Regions from separate parts of the Mus musculus genome. Here all the other regions are linked to region 1. A link is a loop called in an ENCODE intact Hi-C map of the cell type or tissue named here. Cell type or tissue: gastrocnemius. All regions are shown on one strand.

Region 1 (2,500 bases):
GGAGAACAGAAAAGTAGCCAAAGCCCAGGGAGCGCAGCAGGAGGGTGATTTCCAGCTCCGCTAATCTTCCAGAACTCCAGGGCTCGGAGTCACTGGAGGGTGAACAGCAGCGTTATATCATTTCCAGGCAAGGCCCGTGGTTTCCCCATTTCATCATTTGCTGCCACTGATCTAGCTCTTCTAGCGTCCTGACTTCTAACATGCATAGTAAATGGGTTTTTTTCTTGGGGACTTGACGGCGCATGCACATTCCCAGGCTTTGCTTTCCACCATTGTCAGTGAATAGGTTTAGAATGACCAGCACCTAGCTGGGCTTAATGATCACCCAAGAAATCAAATGCAGCAGCAGCTTATGGGGACCACCCACTTAACTGCCCAAGAGCCTAGGTTGTCCTCACAACATGAGCACTAGGAACCAGAGACCCATGTGATTTTGCAGTGTAACAGAGGACACACAAAAGAAGCGGCTAGGCATTAGATCAAAAACCTAACACAAATAAAAGTGAATGAATACATGAACCAAACACATAGAACGGGGAGGTCGTTATCACTGAACTGCCAGCCACGGAACTTAGTGGTGGTGGTGGTGACCTTTTTCAACATGGAAGGAAAAGCTCGAGTCAGTGTGAGACACAACCTAAAATAGGCTCTAAATCTGGGTTTCCAGTTGGACACCAGAAGCAGTAGAATTCATGAACGGGGATGTCTCTTCTCTAGTGAACACAGCTGGACAGAGGGAGTCCCTAAGCCTCAAGTATATTTTAAGCTGCATCTCTCAAAATGTCAAAAGTGGGATTAAAGTGTAAATGATTGTCAATTCATTCCTTCTCTCCTGGTACTATGCTGTTACAGGCGGATTCTGGTTTATGGGGAGGGGAAAGGTGGGATGGTCTTCCAGTGTAACCGAATAGAGCACAGAGGGAATGAGGAGTCCCAGTGTGTCTTGGGGGAGGGGAGCAGTTCACAGGCTGCTACTTTTTTGTGACATAGCTTTTATGGGGGGAGAGCCAGAATATTAAGCTCATTGCTTCCAGATGGAAAGGTTGGACAAAACAGAGGTCTTGGCTCTGAAAGCCTGGACGCAGTGGTGCGATATGGACCTGACATATTGAAGTAATCGAGATAGAAGATCTGGCTTTAGCCAAGGCTGTCAGATAGATACTTTTTAAAACATTACATGGTTTGTAACAAGGTATTGTGTATCCTCCCAGCAACCCTGCCGCCTTAGTCTCTGGGAAGGAGGTGGGGGGAAAGTGTGCTTATTTTGCTTGAGTTACTAAAGCTCCTTTTATATAGGAGGAATTTGGCATCTCCTGGCTGGGAGCAACGGAGCCAGCAGTGTCCAGTGCACTTGCAATGTAGATCATGCTAAGTAAGTCCAGGTGTCTTCAGAAGAAGAGTGGTCCTAAGCACTCCCTTATTTGAGCCCCGAAGCAATCATGGCCCTGTGCCTCAAATGAGCCTCAAATCTGTTTAATAAATCATCTGTCTATTTATAGAGTTAATCCAGGAAGAAATGCTGTCTTGTGACGGCTAACGGAGCTGCGTCCACCAGAGGGCGCCCATGTCCGCCTCTTTCAGTGAGGTCCTTTCTTGGTCCTTCGCAAAACACTTTAAACCATTGTGGATGGAGATGGGTATGGGAAGAAGAACCCAAGCCTCCTTTTTTTGGGGGGAGGAACCGATCCCTCCAGTCATGTCCACTGTGGAAATGGAAATATGATCCCACTGTTTTTTGTTTGTTTGTTCTGTTTTTGTTTAAAAAAAAAAAAAAACAAAAAACCTCAATACATCCTGCATTGCACCTTCCATTGGCTAACTTCACACCTGAGACATGTTGGAACATCTCCACGGACCCCATGTCTGCTTCACATTTCAAAGACTGGGAACTGTTAAGCTTGTATTTTGATTAAAATTTCGTATTAGCTCCCCCCCCCCTTTGAGTGTAATTTTAGGATATTTAATTTCAACCAATCATCTGAGGGGAAGGGGGGAGGTATTTGATGGGAAACAGCACATGGGAAAGGCAGCCAAGTTAGGAAACAGAGCAGCTCAGGGCTGCAGAAATGTGACAACCGAAATCTCCTTTGTTCTCTCGGGCAGGGTCTGAAACCAAAGACCTCAAGGACAGGGGATGTAGCTTTGGCCCTTGGATCAAGCGGGCCAGTCCTCTCCTGAAGCCTCCTAGATAGCTTCAGTTCTCCCCAGAAGCCTTGTCACTAACTTCCTGGCCTTGCACAAGTTTCTGGGCTTCAGCTACCTGGTGGGGCTTAGGAGTACAATAACTAACTACCTGACATGTGCCCCTGCCTATGGCTGTTTCTTTAGAAATGCAGCAGTCCCCACAAAGCCAGTCGTTGAAGACTGGGGAAGACATTAATTATAACTCAGCCTCAAAGCAATTAGACTCGAGATAGAGGAGGTGGAAGTGGAAGAGGAACATACAGTAATTCTCAGCTTCCATCCCACTGCACTTGCTGTAGAGTAGAGGCCATGTATT
Region 2 (2,500 bases), 1.4 Mb after region 1:
AGGGTAGGGCAGAGAGTATAGTATGAGGCTCAGAAGAATGGAAAATAAAGAGGAATTGTTCAGCCAGAGGGCCAAATAAGGAGACAAAGAACTGGCTGATCACATCTGAGGTCCAGGAGGGAGGGAGGACGGCAGAGTTGGGCACCGGCCCTGCTTTGCCAGACTGACTAGTAGGGAGCCATAAGCATAGTGCACTAAACAACAGGGACTGCAGTCTCGCCTGGGACCTAGAAGGCCACCCTCAAGGGGTCTCCAGATGCTTCCCTCCGGCCCAGCCTCTCTGGCTGCTGGTGGCCCAGAGCCCTCTCTAAGATCACCTGGTCTGGCTTAGTCTTCACTCAGCATCCCCTGGGGTTAAGCTGTATGTAAATGTCCCATTGTATGTAAATCTGTATGTAAATGTGCCTGCTCTAGTCAATATGATTTCCTGTTCCCTTTATTTACAATGATTTTGTTTCCAAATAACATCTCCTTTGGGGGAGGGGAGGTCAGAACTTCAGCCCCTATGGGCCTGGGAAGAGGTGGTTCTTCTGTGTTCTGAGAAGGAGGCTACACCAGGCTGAGCTAAGACAAAGGAGCCCAGCCCCAACAAGAGGAACCCCTTTCAAAATAGCAGTCCCCAAGGGTAGTTTTCTTCAGGAAAAGCACACCAGATGGCTGTCCACTGCCAAATGGCCAGTCCTGGAAGCATACATACAAGTGATATTCTATGGACCAAGTAGTATATTTAGTTGTACGTATGTATGTAAATACATATATGTTAAGCATGCAATAACACTGGGGGAAAGGCCATGAGTTTGAATGAAAAGAGTTGGGGGCAGAGGAGATATGCTGGGGTTTCGAGGTAAGAAAGGGGAACGAGAAATGTTGTAATTATATTATAATTTCAAAGATAAAACAAATATATCGCTCCCATATCATCCCAACCTGCCTGTGGATGGGTGTGGTGAGTGAGGGTCTTTTTACACGTGCCCCCTACTTGATGTCAGGTCTAGAGGCCAGACCCATATGAGTGAGGTGTAGGGATCAGGCAGCTCATTTTTCCAAACGTGTCAGATATATCAAGATCTCAGAGCCTCCGAGACTTTTACATAAGCCTCAAGTAAGATGGTAGTTATTGGCCCTCTGATTCCCAGGGGTGGTGAGCCTGGGCATTTCAGAGCACAAGAAAGTGGGTAAGACTTGCGGTTCTCCACAGGAAAAGACATACTATTGAAAGTCCCAATTAGAGTCAGCAGCAGCACTGTAATCCAATAAGGCAGACACACAGCCATCAGAACACAGCCTGGACTAGAGAACACACACCTGTCCTAGGCCCTGTCCTGCACATGTGTCTCTTAGACCGGGCTAAGAGGCCCACTCATGGTGTGATGATGACACCTAGTGGCCATATGGCAAATGGCATGCCTAGAGCAACAGGCAGGTCTATGAAACAGCAGGCCACCTTTAGCCATGTGTCCATGGCTATGCTAGATGTTAAGTACCACATCTTCTGGACTCTCCAGACCCTAGAGACCAGCAAGGTCCCCTCCCTTTATAGATATCCAATCACATGCACAGCTATTTTAAGAAAACACCTTGCAGGACTAGAGAGAGAGATGACCCAGACTCCATTCCCAGCACCCACATGGTGGCTCGCAACAGTCTGAAACTCCAGTTCTGAGGAGGTCCGATGTCCTCTTCTGGTCTTTGTGGACACTGCTAACATGTGGCACACAGCATACAGGAAAACAAATCACCCATACACAGAAGTCACTTCAAACATACGCAGCTTGTGTAAGTGAGTGCCTGGCAAGCCCGACAGGAGGCTTTCTTCCTCTTGCCATCACATACTCCACACCTCCAGGCTCCTCCAGGAGGGAAGGGACAAGAATGTGGTGCCCAGCAGAGCCTTAGCCTGGGGCTTGAACTCAAAACCCTAAAACAAGCCCTAACCCAGCCTGGACTCGTGTTCCCTAGCCCTGAATTACAGGAGGGAGAAAATGGTGTTGTGTGGCCTTTCCCAGGGAGGCATAACACGGGTCTATTTAGGGAACCAAAATCAGGCCAAAGAACTAATTCCCAATATTGACTTGGTGACTCAGGTGACTCAGTGAGTTTATTGGATTTACTTACAGGAGAATGGGTGGGCATTGCATCCAGGTGCATGGTGACTCAAAGACCACAGTATCACCGAAAAGTCCACCCGACTATGAGTGACAGACCCAGAAAAGCAGCATTCCTGAAACCTCCTGCCCAACTTGAAGGCAGTTCCAGCGAAGAGAGTCTCCTGCCAGCAACTGCTCTGGTTTCTAGAGTGGGTAGGAATTGGAGGAGGAGTGCTTGTGACTTTTGTAACTTTCTGAGCTATTGAGTCTGGTCGGTTTCCTTGGCTTCCTGGACATTCCTTGAAGCTCCTGTCGACCATAACCCTCACCCCAGGCAGCTACCAAGAAAACACTGGAACCACCCAGAGAAGATAGGGAGGCTCATGCCTGTTCTCTCCCCCCTGAGCCGGAAA
Region 3 (2,500 bases), 99 kb before region 1:
GGAGATAAGTTTGCAAACACAATTTCTAGGTTAAACTATAATCATATTTATAAGATCCACAGTGAATACTAAGATTTCTTTCTAGAACCGATGTCATGTGGAAGGGTAAAGTTGCCTGTTTTCTAGGCAACAAGACTATTATTATAATGATTATTATCATTTCAGTAATAATCTCTTGATGTTTAACAGTCAAGTTTAACATTGCTAGACTTTACTTTGCATTTTTGTCATTTGTGAATTTTCCACTTTCATTTTATGTATATGTGATGTTGTATATGGTATTTGTGCTTGTGTGTATAGGTGTGTGTGTATGCATGTGTTTCAAAGGCATACACATGCTTCTGTATATGAGGAAATTAGAGGAGAACCTTATATGCTGGTTTTCATCTCCTACTTCATTTGAGATAAGATATATATGCAACTTGCTTATGTGAACCCCAGAATAGTTGGATAGTGTGATTCTTGGATCCTCCTGACTGTACCTCTCATCTCTCCTAGAGATCAGTGCACATGCAGATAGATGTGCACAGCTGTGCCCAGATTGGCTTAGATTGTGGGGATTCAAATGGAGGCACTCACACTTGTATAGCAGGTGCTTTACTCACTGGGACACTTCCTGCAAGATTTTTTCTACACATTTTTCCATGTTCATTTTGAGTTCAGATCCATATCCTGTTGTCTATTTTCTTCTTGCTTTCTTTTTTATTTAAACTTCTAAACACCATCAAGAAGCATATTCAGGTTGTCATGAGCACGTATGACCAGTATTTTATAAGTATCAAGGCTTTCTATTCTCACTCATCCTCACAGTTTAGGACTGAGCCATAGAACCAATATGTAGTTCCTGTCTTGGTTTGCTTCATTGAGTTGATAATGAGGATGCATATACATTTAAACTCACTCAGAGATCACCTATGTGCATGTTATGAGGCGATCACTCCTGAACATGAGCTTGTGCTAGATCATAAAAGGCTCAAGTGTCAGATTATTGACTTTCCTGTGGTCAACGGAGAGCCACTGTGAAACAAGGAAAGGTATATCAGGAGTGTCCAGAAGGTGGCGCCATTGTAACACATGTGCCGCCTGAGTGTGTTTCCCAGGAATGTAAGTTTCCATGGACCAGGTGGTCCAAGTGTGAAAGCACACATCTTCAGGAAGTCTCCAATAGACTAGACTGAGAAAAATCTTCTTTAAAGATGAAGTAAATACTAAGTCTTTTTAAGATATAATAGAGAAGTACCAAGCACATACAAATTTTCATGCATATGTTTGTATGCATTTCTGAATGTGATTGTGTTGTCTGTTTATACTCAGAATCTGTGGATTCCCTAATGCATGTAGATGGCAAGTTCCATTTCTCCCTCTCTGGATTCCTTCTCAGTTCTCAATGACAGAGATATCTACCTCTTTAATAGAACCTGTAAGAAGACATGAGGCTTCTGTACTCTACTCTTGTGCTTGTGTACATACAAGGCTATTCTGATATCAAAGTGCTTCTAGCTGGTTATTACTGGCCTATTTAATAAAGCCTTTTACATCTTAGCAGATGAAAATAGCATAAACTGAAGAACACAGTAAATTGTTTTGTTTCCTTACTATCACTACCAGCGGCAAAATGACAAATTCAATTTAACTAGCTATTTTCTTCCACGGAGAATGTCATGTGGCTTCAGTGATGATTCAGTGTTTCCAAGCGTCTTAAGATAGAAGAGAAGAGTTCGTAATTTCTCCATCATTCTAAGAAGCATTTACAATGTTTACCATCTATTATCATTTGGTTTCATTGTTTTCAGCTTCTCGTGTACATAAACACAAAGACGCTGGCTGAGCAATGTTTTTCCAATGTCTCCAGTGCTCTCCGTGAAGCATTCCGGACGACAGTAAGGCACAGGGCACATGGTCGGAGTTGGAATCGGGCTTCAAGGAGTCGGATGAACCGATGGTCAAGACGTTCTAGTTCAGAAGTTAGAAAATAAATAATGCCTGAGAGGAAGGATTCCTCAGCTCTGGGCAGCTGATACAGCAATAAAATAAATGGGCAGTAAAGCACACTTCCTGTTTTGAGAGTTCACATTTCACATTGGCAAAGCGCATCTCTTAAATGCTGTCTCCTGCTTCCATAAATAAACCTGGCACCTTTTAAAACACTTTCCCATCTGCTTCAGGATGAGGAGCGCATTATTGAATACACCTTGGGGAGCCTCAGAAACGGGAAAAGACTACCTGTGAGGAGCATACCATTGCCTTGGCCTTGGCCCAGAAAGCCCATCACCAGACAGCTGGAGTTTCATGTGTTGGACCTGGACCCAGCGGAGATCTACAGCCCCTGCTCTTCATTTGAGGACCTTGTGTGGATCTTTACACAAGGCAGAGCCAGGAAGGGGTCTCAGGTGGCGTTAGAGTTGGGTACCTCTGCAGGCTTCTTTACTCTTCTAGCTGGACAGTTCACATCCAGCTCCTGGGACCATGTTTCAATATATCAATTCAGCTTCCTAAAATA

What was found. A loop is a pair of places that touch in the nucleus more often than their neighbours do. Peaks named below come from ENCODE experiments on the same cell type or tissue, not always from the same donor. Only the 100,000 strongest peaks of a DNase experiment are listed, where the experiment ranks them.
Region 2: it touches region 1 in a loop (9-fold over the local background); 30 of 42 quality-filtered maps call a loop at or near these places.
Region 3: it touches region 1 in a loop (4-fold over the local background); 10 of 42 quality-filtered maps call a loop at or near these places.

The regions. Positions count from the first base shown.
Region 1 is chr12:10,437,246-10,439,745 of GRCm38, reverse strand. No RefSeq gene overlaps it. Among named protein-coding and RNA genes, the nearest start is that of Gm38407, 7.9 kb to the left of the region's middle. In gastrocnemius, a CTCF peak has its summit at 1,552 (motif pointing right); DNase peaks (open chromatin) are centred at 45, 1,087 and 1,556; H3K27ac peaks cover 916 bases.
Region 2 is chr12:9,051,133-9,053,632 of GRCm38, reverse strand. No RefSeq gene overlaps it. Among named protein-coding and RNA genes, the nearest start is that of Ttc32, 22 kb to the right of the region's middle. In gastrocnemius, a CTCF peak has its summit at 1,384 (motif pointing left); DNase peaks (open chromatin) are centred at 190 and 1,377.
Region 3 is chr12:10,535,842-10,538,341 of GRCm38, reverse strand. No RefSeq gene overlaps it. Among named protein-coding and RNA genes, the nearest start is that of Gm38407, 91 kb to the right of the region's middle. In gastrocnemius, a CTCF peak has its summit at 1,075 (motif pointing right); DNase peaks (open chromatin) are centred at 1,055 and 2,265.